Regions from separate parts of the Homo sapiens genome. Here region 2 is linked to region 1. A link is an interaction called in ENCODE POLR2A ChIA-PET data of the cell type or tissue named here. Cell type or tissue: MCF 10A. All regions are shown on one strand. Each heading gives the region's core, and the rest is flanking DNA. Links, peaks and the distances in the headings are about the cores only. Region 1 overlaps DUSP10 (dual specificity phosphatase 10). Region 2 has its middle 38 kb from the start of LINC01655.

Region 1 (5,391 bases), core at 82-5,081:
GACAAGGCAAATGATTAAAAAACACAACAAAAAATCGAAATACTCCTTACCCATAGTATCACCCTGTGTCAGCTTCCCATGAACATCTCAATCCCAAAACCAATACTTAAGAATCCCTGGTGTCAAAGAGGGGCCAACACATATGTTTGTCACCACCGCTAACATGATGCCAACTGGGAGATGAAATAGGCCCCAGAGATTACAGCCTGAAGGGTTTTGAGTATGAAGGTCTCAGAGGCCTGCCTGCCTCCCAACTGATCCTAGTGGTCAAAAGCAGTTGCTCAAAGATTGAGTCATTTTCCAAGTCTAGAATGCAAATGGCCATTGTCACCAAGGAAATGGTGTTACAGAGATAAGCAAGTTAAGCTGCAGCACTTAGCTCTCTCAGCTGCTGTTCTCCTAATACATACATCCAAATAAAAGGCAGTCTATTCTTGCAATACTGCAATATAATTCTGAAACTGACTAAGCAGAGTCAGTGCAGACTCCCCAAGTTAAGGCCACAGTCTCAAATAAGAATGCCTTCACTTCCAGATGCTAGCCACAGGTTCAGGGGTTCCCAGGCCACCCACACTTCTAGCCAACTGGTTATAAATTCTGTGGCTTCTACAATGCTTCAGGCTTGATAATTCACTAGAATGACTCACAGAACACAAGCCCTATCTTTATGATGATAGTTTTTATTATAAAAGCTACAAATCAGGAAGAGCCAGATAAAGACACATACAGGGCAATATCTGGGAGGGTCCTGCATATGGAGCTTCTAGGCCCTCTCCTTGTGCAATCAGGACACATTGCCCTGCTGACACAGCAATGTGTTCACTAGGAAGTTTAACTGAGCTTTGGTGTCCAGAGTTTTTATTGGGTTCCATTACTTAGGCATAATTAAATTATTGGCCTTGTGATTGAACTCAATCTTCAGTCCCACTCTCTTCTGCTGAAGAAGATGAACTAATACAAAGCCCTGACCTTCTAATCATGTGGATGTCTTTCTGATGATAAACTCTTATCCTGAGTCATCGCATTAACATAAACACAGGTGTGATCCAAGGGGCTCATCATGCATAACAAAGACACTCCTAACACTCGGGGAGTTCCAAGGGTTTAGAAATTATTTCCCAGGAACTGAGGACAACGGCCAGACAAATTCTCTATTATACAACAGTTTCTTAGTGATGAAGGGTGTGGGCTCTGGAGTCAGGCAGGTCTGAATTTGGCATTGTGCTGTGAGACCTTGGGCAACTTACCTAACCTCTCTCAGCCTCAATTGCCTCATCTAAAAAGTGGGGATAATAATACTGTTATTACCACATTGAGATCGGCAACATTTGATAGACATGGAATTCAGGCTACTATAATAACAAGCATTTTTTTTTTCTAGTAGCTGCATTCAAGAAAGTAAAAACAAACAGGTAAAATATTGCTAATATATTTTTCTTAACATGTGCAAATATCATTTCAAGAGTCAATATTAAAACAATTACTAATGAAATATTTTACATTATTTTCTATATAAAGTCTTGAAATCTGGTATATATTTTACACCTACAGCACATCTCTGTTTGGACTGGCCCCATTTCAAGTGCTCAATGGCCACGTTTGGCTTGCAGCAAGGCTACTATATTGGACGCTGCAGATAGATTTAATACTATTGCTATCCCCATTAAATGAGTTAATGCTCAGTGTCATAATTGTTCCCATTCTACAAATGTTAACTAAAATATGTGTTTGTTTGCATGTGAATGTGTGTGCATGCACATGGAGGGGTAGTGACCAATGACTAAAATCTACGGTGCTATAAGCCACACTACACCAGGAAGTCATTCGGCTCCCATGGAACATCAAATAGCCACTCTATTTTCAGGAAAAGAAACACTTCAACTTGGAGAAGAGAGGCTCTCTGATCGATTAACTACAGCATGCTCTTTTATTTCAGCACTCCAACATCTCCCAGTGCACGTTTTAATATGAGCCAAATCAAGTAGCCACGACAATAGCTTTGAATGAGAAAAGACACCCCAAAAGCAGTGCGCAGATACATGGGGATGCCTGAAGGAGCTCAGAATGGCTTAAGGAGTAGGGGGAAGAAAAACTGCAGAGAGGAGCTTTGACTCACTGAGTCATTGAGCAACTGTTCTGTGCCCTCTCAGGCTACTTCCCACAGCCACCGCCCAGCCAACAGCTAGCTGCACCCAGCCAATCACTCACTCCACTCCCTGGAAAAAGCTCCACATTGGGAAGCCAGAAGAATGTCACTAGCAAGAGATTGATTTCAAGGTAATTATTTAGGCAACTTTGTAGCATCTCATTCTCAGGCCTAAAAGTGTTCTCAAAGTTTGTTTTAATAAATGCATGTATTAATATGAAGTCTCTGTGTCTTTTAATAATGATATACCACATTCAGCTCCTCCCAATCTTTGTAAGAGAGGGCTTCCTGGACTCCATAACCACAGCATTCCTCCAGCTCTTTCTATTCACTGGAGCAGAAATGGGGCTTTCTAGCCATCCTCAAGGTAGGAATTAAGAGATTCACCTAGTAAGTGTACATGAATAGATTTTTACATAATATGCAAAATTAATTATAATATACTCAACCAATTCACATATTTTATCAAGGAAGACAAGCTAATTATCTGTCAAAGAATTATCTCCTATTTAAAGGGCACTTTACCTCAATTTGGCAAAATGAACTAATGGGAATTATCTTTCCATTCTGATGTGTTTTTGCTGCCTGTGTTTGCTTAAGCCCCTAGAAGACTTCAGCACTGCACTAAAACCTCAGGATTTAGAAAAGTTGAGAGGAAGGGAGACACAAACACATCTACTCAGCATCTCACTAAATCTACCTCTTGCTGCTTTTATTGTCCCTTTCAGAGTGTTTTATCTACAGTGTAAAACTGGGAGTGACTCATATTTATGAAATAAGGAGCCGTTGTTAGCCTTGCCAGATCATTCACTTCCACAATAGCTTCTGATTTTTAATAGCGCTGAGTGGTGCTTCCTCATGTCCTCACTCTATCCACCAAAGAGGTCCAAGATCTGCAATATGTGCCTTACAGGACATGTGGTAAACACACACATTCAGGATCAGTATCAAGACCTGTGGTCAAGGATAAAGATGTCCCTAAAAACTCACAACTTTGATAGGTATTTGGATCTTACACTCAGGAAAGAAAAGCAGAAGTTAAAAAGTGAAAGAGAATTGGGGGGAAAAATAAACTCAAACTGGCAACTAGCACCCAAAATGGCAGCTAGTACCCATTTCTCTAAATGGGGAGTGCAGTTGGGTGGGAAGGTGGAGAAAATTCCAAACAAGGGTTTCCTTCAAGAGGTTTCTCTTGTCATACCAAAACCTTGGAAACAATCTTAATTTATATTAATAGGCAAGTAAGTAAAATGTGGTAATAAGACAGGTTACAGCATTAAAGAAGAAAATCTATGATCACAACACAGGAAGCAAAAGTACATGCAATATAAAGTGAAAATGAATTTCAGTTACTATGTGAGAAACCCTGAAAAACATGCACATATATGGGTAGAGAACAAAAAGAAATGTAAAAATGAAACTAGGCCAGTCAGGGCGGGATTAGTAATATTATGTTTTTCTTTCTAAAATGTTCTTAATATCTTAACAATAAGTATACATAAAGTGTTTCTGCTAAGACTTTTATAAGATTTCCTTACATAGAAATAGCATATAATTTTTCAGCACAGCACTATTTCAGGAAAAAAAAAAAAAAAAACCCTATGTAGTTATCTATCCACCCCAAAAGAAACACTGGGTTTTTCCAAACTTTTAAACAAAAAGATCTACCAAGCATCAGAAAAGTATCTCCTACTTGTACTGCATTAGTGGTGACATCAAAGCATTTTACTGAACTATACCACTCATATATCAGTTGAATATAAGCAGATTATGAATTATTATTGTAGAGATTCAATATTATAATTATGGTTGATTTTCAATAAATGTTAGCTAGTATGCATTCGTTATTGTTCAAAGCACTTCTACATATGTTATCTAATTCTCAATTGAGCCCATGAGAAAAGAGCCATTACCCTCCCCATTTTATAGACAAGCAAACAGAGGCACAGAAAAGTGAATTTGTCCAAAATTATAATAATTGGCAAAATCAGAATTCAAACTCAGCAGCCTGGTTCCAGAATCTGTGCCCTTAACCTCCAAACTATACTCCCTTCGCAAGAAAATATATAAACTGAATACAAATATAAGGGAGCATCAGCCGGCTCATTCAATTAGTCACTATATACGCTCCTAAGAAAGGTAATGAGAAAAATTATGGAATGACCTGGCTGAATACTTGAACCCACAAGATTTGCTTATTTAACAACAACTCAGATACTAATCCAAAGGATTATATACTGGTTGGGCTTCTAAACACCCTAAACTGAGAGTTAGGAAACATGAATCCTATGCCAGTACTGCTAATAGCTATTTATATCCTCCTGGATAAGTAATCAGTTTCTATGTCTGTAAAATGGGATGGTTAGATCAAATGCTTGATAACATCTCTCACAATTCTGTAACACCATGTTCTTTGAAAAATGTCTTTCCTTTCTAATTCAACATAGAGTAAGTGAATGCTTGCTGTGCAATGGACTATAATTCTGTGGTTTTTCAACATTTCTAAAGTCATCCTGGGGTTGTTGTGGTTCAGAAAACTTACCTTGCCATGTAAATGTGAGAACTTATGATCAGTGAAGTTAATCTCCTTGAATTTATTTTAAGCTTTCTTAAAATTGATTACTTTTATATTTCAGAATAAAAAATGCTCAGATTTTTAAATTTTGTTCTCCATTCACTAATTCTACTGCCTTGATCACCCATGTCCCCCTCCCTTCCCCTCTCACTGGAGGACCTGAGTGTTTGGGGTGACCTTACTGCTATGGTTTGAATATGTCCCCCAAAGTTCATGTATTGGAAACTTAATTGTCACTGTAGCAGTATTAAAAGATGGGGCCTTTAAGAGGAGATTAGGTCATGAGGGCTCCACTCTCAAGAGTGGATTAAGACCATAATTGCATGGCCATTCCATGGAGTGGATCATCACAGGGGTGGGTCCTAATAAAAAGGATGAACTCTTAGCCTCCATTTTCTCACTGTCTTACACACTTGCTCATCATGTGATACCCTCCACCATGGGCTGACCTTGCCAGATGTTGGCACCCTGCTCTTGCACTTCACAGCTTCCAGAACCATAAGCCAAATAACCTATGGTTCTTTGTAAATTACTCAATCTCAGGTATTCTGTTTTAGCAGCATAAAATGAACTTTGTGACGAAATCTTATAGTTGATATCTGAGAGGACAGTCACATACTTTCACTGTGTGAAGCTGGGTGCTCTGTCAGAAGACAGATTCTGCCTCTAT
Region 2 (5,391 bases), core at 264-5,263, 77 kb after region 1:
GCTTTCTGGACCAGGTTACGTCTATTGTCCAGATACTTATGATTGCAATAATCTTGGATAGTCTCCTCACCTCTCTTGTGTTCTGTGTCCCCTATTTTTCCAGTTGTCATGCCCTGCTCTCTTTTGGTTCACTCTTTCATTAAATGAAGCACATTCTTCAAAAGCTTCATGAAGAAAGGAGAATGAGAAGTAGAATTTTGAGGCTTGGCACGTCTTAAAAATGTCTTTATTTTTCCATCACCATCACAGTTGATGTATACTTTGGCTGGGTATAATATTTTAGGTTGAAATCCTTTAGAACTTTGAAGATATTGCTGCACTGTCTTTTAACTTCTAGTGTTGCTTTAAGTAGTTCAATGCCATTTTAATTCCAGGTTTCACATGTGTTATCCTTTTCTTTTTCTCTCTCTGAAAGCTTTAGAATTTTCCCTTTATTGGTGGTGTTAATTTGAAATTTCATTATAATCTGCCTTCAAGCATTTTATTTATTTATTTATTTGTTTATTCATTCAAGCTAGGTGCTTGGAAATTTTTATTATAAAATCTCACATCCAGTTATGGACTTTTTAAACAAAATTGTTTCTTTTATAATATAGTTCCTTCTGTTTGCAAATATTTTGCCAATTTTCACAATAAAACAGCACCTATTTTAATTAGATTTTTGAAAACTAATCACAGTACGACTTAATTCACTGCTATTTTATTTTACAAATAATACACTTATTGATCTTGTGCATGACTCAAACATACAGAAATATAGTGAAAAGGTTGTATTTCTTTTCTCTCCCTGTATTTCTACTCCCTTCCTAAGGTAACCATACCTAAAAATGTGCTGTGCATCTTTCCAGTCACCTTTTTTAACATATTTGTAGACTCACATTCGTAAAGTATGATAACAAAATCATACTACACTTTTAATTTTGCAATTAGATTTTTTCCACTTGTCAATAAATCCTGAATAATTTTTGGTGTCTGCACATATGCATTTCATAGTATATAGCACCACACTGATTTATCCAATCATATATCTATTAAGATGGTTTCATTTTTCTTAATGATACTTAAAAGCTGCTTTTAGATTAAAAATATTAAACTTTTAAAATAATATTTTACCATAAACTATCATATACTTTGATGGCACTCAGCCCTCAAGCTGATGAATTACTCTAGACTATGAATCAAATTCACTGGCCCTCCTGTAACTAAGAGACAGAAGAGAAAATCAAAGATGCAAGAGATAAAGATAAGTATTGTGGTTTACATCGGGGTTCCCAACCACCAGGCTAGTGGACTAGTACCTGTCTGTGGTCTGTTAGGAACCCAGCTGCACACCAGGAGGTGAACTGCGGGCTAGCAAGAGCATTACTGCCTGAGCTCTGCCTCTTGTCAGATCAGTGGAGGCATTAGATTCTCATAGGAGCATGGACCCTATTATGAACTGCACACGTGAGGGATCTAGGTTGCACACTCCTTAAGAGAGTCTAACTAGTGACTGATGATCTGAGGTGAAAACAGTTTCATCCAAAACCATCCCTCACCAGCCCCACCAGGGAAAAATTGTCTGCCACAAAACTGGTTCCTGGTGCAAAAAAGGTTGAGGACCGCTGATTTACACAAAGCTCACACTTACCTTCAAGAAATTGTACTGTGCACTGTGGAGTGTATCTCTGTTCTGCTGAGAGGTGGCTCACCACAACCTTAACTGTGCGTCACTGGGGACTGGTGATTCAGAATAGTCATCTATTCTATAATGTGTGCAGTCTCACCCCCAGCAAAGAAGGTAATAAATATAACCATAATAATGGTAATAACATTTGTAGAGTACTTTATAGTTACACAGCCCTTTCAAATGCATTACCTCATTTATTGTGCACAGTGCATAATAATAGCCACGCAATTTGTCCTCATGGCTCTCATCAGCCACATGTTTGTTAAAGCTCAGAGTCTGGGATTGTGTGGGCCAGCTTTTCAGGCAGGCAGACCTGGATTCACAATTTCCTTCTCACTCACAAGTGGGCTTTGTGACTTTGGGCCACAGCTCAACCTACCTTAGTCTCAGTTTTCCGGGCTAGCATTCGTGCTATGAAGTATGGTTGTTTTAATTAAATATATTGTAAAAGTAAAGCATCCAGCACAGAGTTCAAATATTTTAAGTTTATAATAACTTAAGAACTTTGCTTCCCTTTTACTCAATCCAAATGTTTAAAGAAAATAGACATACCCCTTTATTTCTTCTTGTTTTCAGGATTTGCTTCTTAAAGGAATGCTAACAATGTATACAGACCTATGCTCCCTTCACTAGGCCAAATAGAGGGCAGGAAGAGAAGACAGAAGTCATCAGGAGGTAGCAGTAGGGTGGGGCTGGGGAAAAGGTGTTGGCATGGGGAAAGTAAATGGGGTCCATTTGAATTCAGAATATAATGTGTTTAGGTGGTAGGGCTGCCTGGTATCAAACCTGACTCAGCTATTACAGAACTTAGACTCATAACATCTTCCAAATTGGTGAGCTCCAAATTTTAACCACAGACACCTGTAATTAGGAGATTGGGTGACACAGGTTCCAACATAGCCTCAGTTAGTATTTGCCTGGCTGTAAATCCTCTCTGGGTTCTGGAGCCAGGTACTCACAGAGCCTCATCCCAGAAGGGAGAAGTGATTCAGGAGAGATGACTCACTTGGGTGATTTGTTTTAACAGACACAAGCTGCTTGTATTCTTTTCCCCTCACCCTGTAATCTCCTTTCTACTGACTCTTTTCTGTGTTCTCTGCACTTCTTTCAAAGCATTATCGGGTCTGGCTCCATGGGGGACAAAAGCAAAGAATAGTTGATATAACATCTCTGAGATAACCAGCCCTCAAATTCCCAAGGAGCTGGATGGTGACTGGCAGGGACTGGTTTTCCTAGCTCTGTTGGTGTGAGCTATTCTTTAACATTATTTGATGAATCTGATTTATGATTATTTTCACCTGAGAGTCAGGTGACAAGCCCAATTACAGTCTGGCTAAAAAGGTCAAAAAAAAGAAGAAAGAAAGCCATTTCAGCGGTTTTATTGATCTTCAATGATAAAGGCCAAATGTGCATACCAGCAGTTTTTTAATGATCTATTGATATACTCAAACAATACAGTGGTGATTCCATTTAGTGCTTTAGATTTAAAGAAATGTGTCTGCAATATTAGCTAAGTCTTATTGTTTATTAGACATGTAAAGTGTCATTAAGTGACTATTTCTTTTGGGTTTTTTTTTTTTTTTTGACAGGTTGGAATACAGTGGCACAATCTCAGCTCACTGCAGCCTCCGCCTCCCGTGTTCAAGTGATTTTCCTACCTCAGCCTCCAGAGTAGCTGAGATTACAGGCACGTGCCACCACATCTGGCTAATTTTTGTATTTTTAGTAGAGACGGGGTTTCACCATGTCAGCCAGGCTGTTCACGAACTCCTGGCCTCAAGTGATCCTCCTGCCTCAGTCTCCCAAAGTGCTGGGATTACAGGTGTGAGACACCGTGCCCCGCCGATTTTTTCTATTTTTTGATCTAGAAAAATTGCCATAATTACATCAAGTTTCTTTCAAATCAGTTTGTCTATTATTAGGTGATACACAATGATTGAATGAGTTAATAAGCTTCAGCAGATATGGGTTTTTCTAAGGAAAATGGCATAGCATGGTTGATATGTCCTCACTAAATAAAACCATTATCAATCTGCCATTCCACAGACTTAAAAAAAAAAGCTTTATTGGCAGTAGATTTCTCAAAGCAGTTCTAATTGTTGTTTGCTATTTTTGTATTCAACTAATGTTTGCTTAATCTTACAAATTATACTATAAACATTTCAGTTTACAATAGTTTGTAGATACTATTTAGTGTACCAGCATTCCATTTATCTTGAAAAATGTACACAAACCTACTCCCCTTGGCTAATCACTCGCTTCTCTTATTTTACACTTTTTTATATCCCTAGGGTAAAAAGAATGCACATTATTTGCTCGTAACATTAAAATATAGTTTATATATATATATATATATATATATATGTTTTTTTTGAGACAAAGTCCTGCTTTGTCACCCAGGCTGCACTCTGTGAGATCATGGTTCATTGAAGCCTCAACCTCCTAGGCTCAGGTGATCCTCCCACCTCAACCTCCCAAGTAGCTGGGACTACTGGTGCGTGCCACCATGCCCAGCTAATTTTTTGTAGACACTGAGTTTCGCCATGTTGCTCAGGCTGGTCTCGAACTCTTAGGCTCAAGCGATCTGCCTGCCTTGGCCTCTCAAAGTGTTGGGATTATAGGCATAAACCATGGTGCCCAGCCTTGCTTTCTATATTAATAGTAATCTATGAAAACAAAACAAAGAGGAAGAAAAAGAAATTCATCATTTTTTCCAATCACATGTTGTCTTTGTTTTAAACTTGTGGAGCATTGTTTTTTATCACGACTGGTAAGAAACATAGTTCTTCAGATACAATGATTGGATTAGTTAGGATGAAGGTGGGGCTCAATGTGAGAAGAAAGAGAGAATAGGAAATGTTTGATATAGATGAAGGCAATGAATGAAGAACATTGTCCTATCTTCTGAGCCCCTAACTCCACAGCTTCCAGACACAGAGTTTCATAATCTAGTTAAGAAAAACCAAGTGATTTATTTTTATTTATTTAGAGATAGGGTCTTACTGTGTCACCCAGCTAGAGTGCAGTGGCACTTTCATGGCTAACTGTAGCCTCGAACTCCTGGACTCAAGCAATCGTCTTGTCTCAGCCTCTGGAGTAGTGTAGTTGGTTCAACAGGCGTTAGCCTAAAGTGATATTTTTTCCATTGCAAAGCAATTACTTATCTACTGACTGTTGTCTTAAAGCTGATAATATGTACTTAATCAAAAAACAGGTGTGCTTCTTATGTCAGAGTTCTTGGCAAAGCCTTTCAATCTCATGAAATTTCTGTGTGTGTGTGTTTCTTTGATAATTAACTCCCCTCTGCCTTCTCTGTTCTCTCTTTCTGGAACTCCTATTAGTTAAATTTTCTGCTTTTTCTCTTCTATTTTTCTTTTTCTTCCGCTTTCTGGTATGCTTTTATTAGCATAATCTTTCAACTGCTCTCTTGAATGTACGGTATAGAATTTTTCATGTTCTTATCTTCTCTATATCATATTCTCTGTTTTTTATAGCATCTCTTTCTTCATTAATACACTATCTTTTAACTCTGAGACCCATAATTTCATAATTTCATGAGATTTTATTCCTGTCTTTCATCTTCTTAGTTTCTTTCTGTCTTTGTTCAGGCTGCTATAGCAAAGTAGCATACACTAAGTGGCTTACAAACAACAGAAATTAATTTCTCATAGTTCTGGAGGTGAAAGTCCTAGATCAATCTGTCAGCATGGCCAGGTTCTGGC

The links. Peaks named below come from ENCODE experiments on the same cell type or tissue, not always from the same donor. Only the 100,000 strongest peaks of a DNase experiment are listed, where the experiment ranks them.
Region 2: POLR2A ChIA-PET joins it to region 1 with 5 read pairs; 3 of 35 experiments call an interaction of 5 or more read pairs at or near these places.

The regions. Positions count from the first base shown.
Region 1 is chr1:221,722,977-221,728,367 of GRCh38, forward strand. All of the region lies in intron 2 of DUSP10 (dual specificity phosphatase 10), which reads right to left. Among named protein-coding and RNA genes, the nearest start is that of DUSP10, 16 kb to the right of the region's middle. RefSeq lists an enhancer at 3,548-3,617. In MCF 10A, for the core only: no CTCF peak of the experiment used is centred there; DNase peaks (open chromatin) are centred at 2,155 and 2,945.
Region 2 is chr1:221,799,677-221,805,067 of GRCh38, forward strand. No RefSeq gene overlaps it. Among named protein-coding and RNA genes, the nearest start is that of LINC01655, 38 kb to the right of the region's middle. In MCF 10A, for the core only: no CTCF peak of the experiment used is centred there; a DNase peak (open chromatin) is centred at 2,655.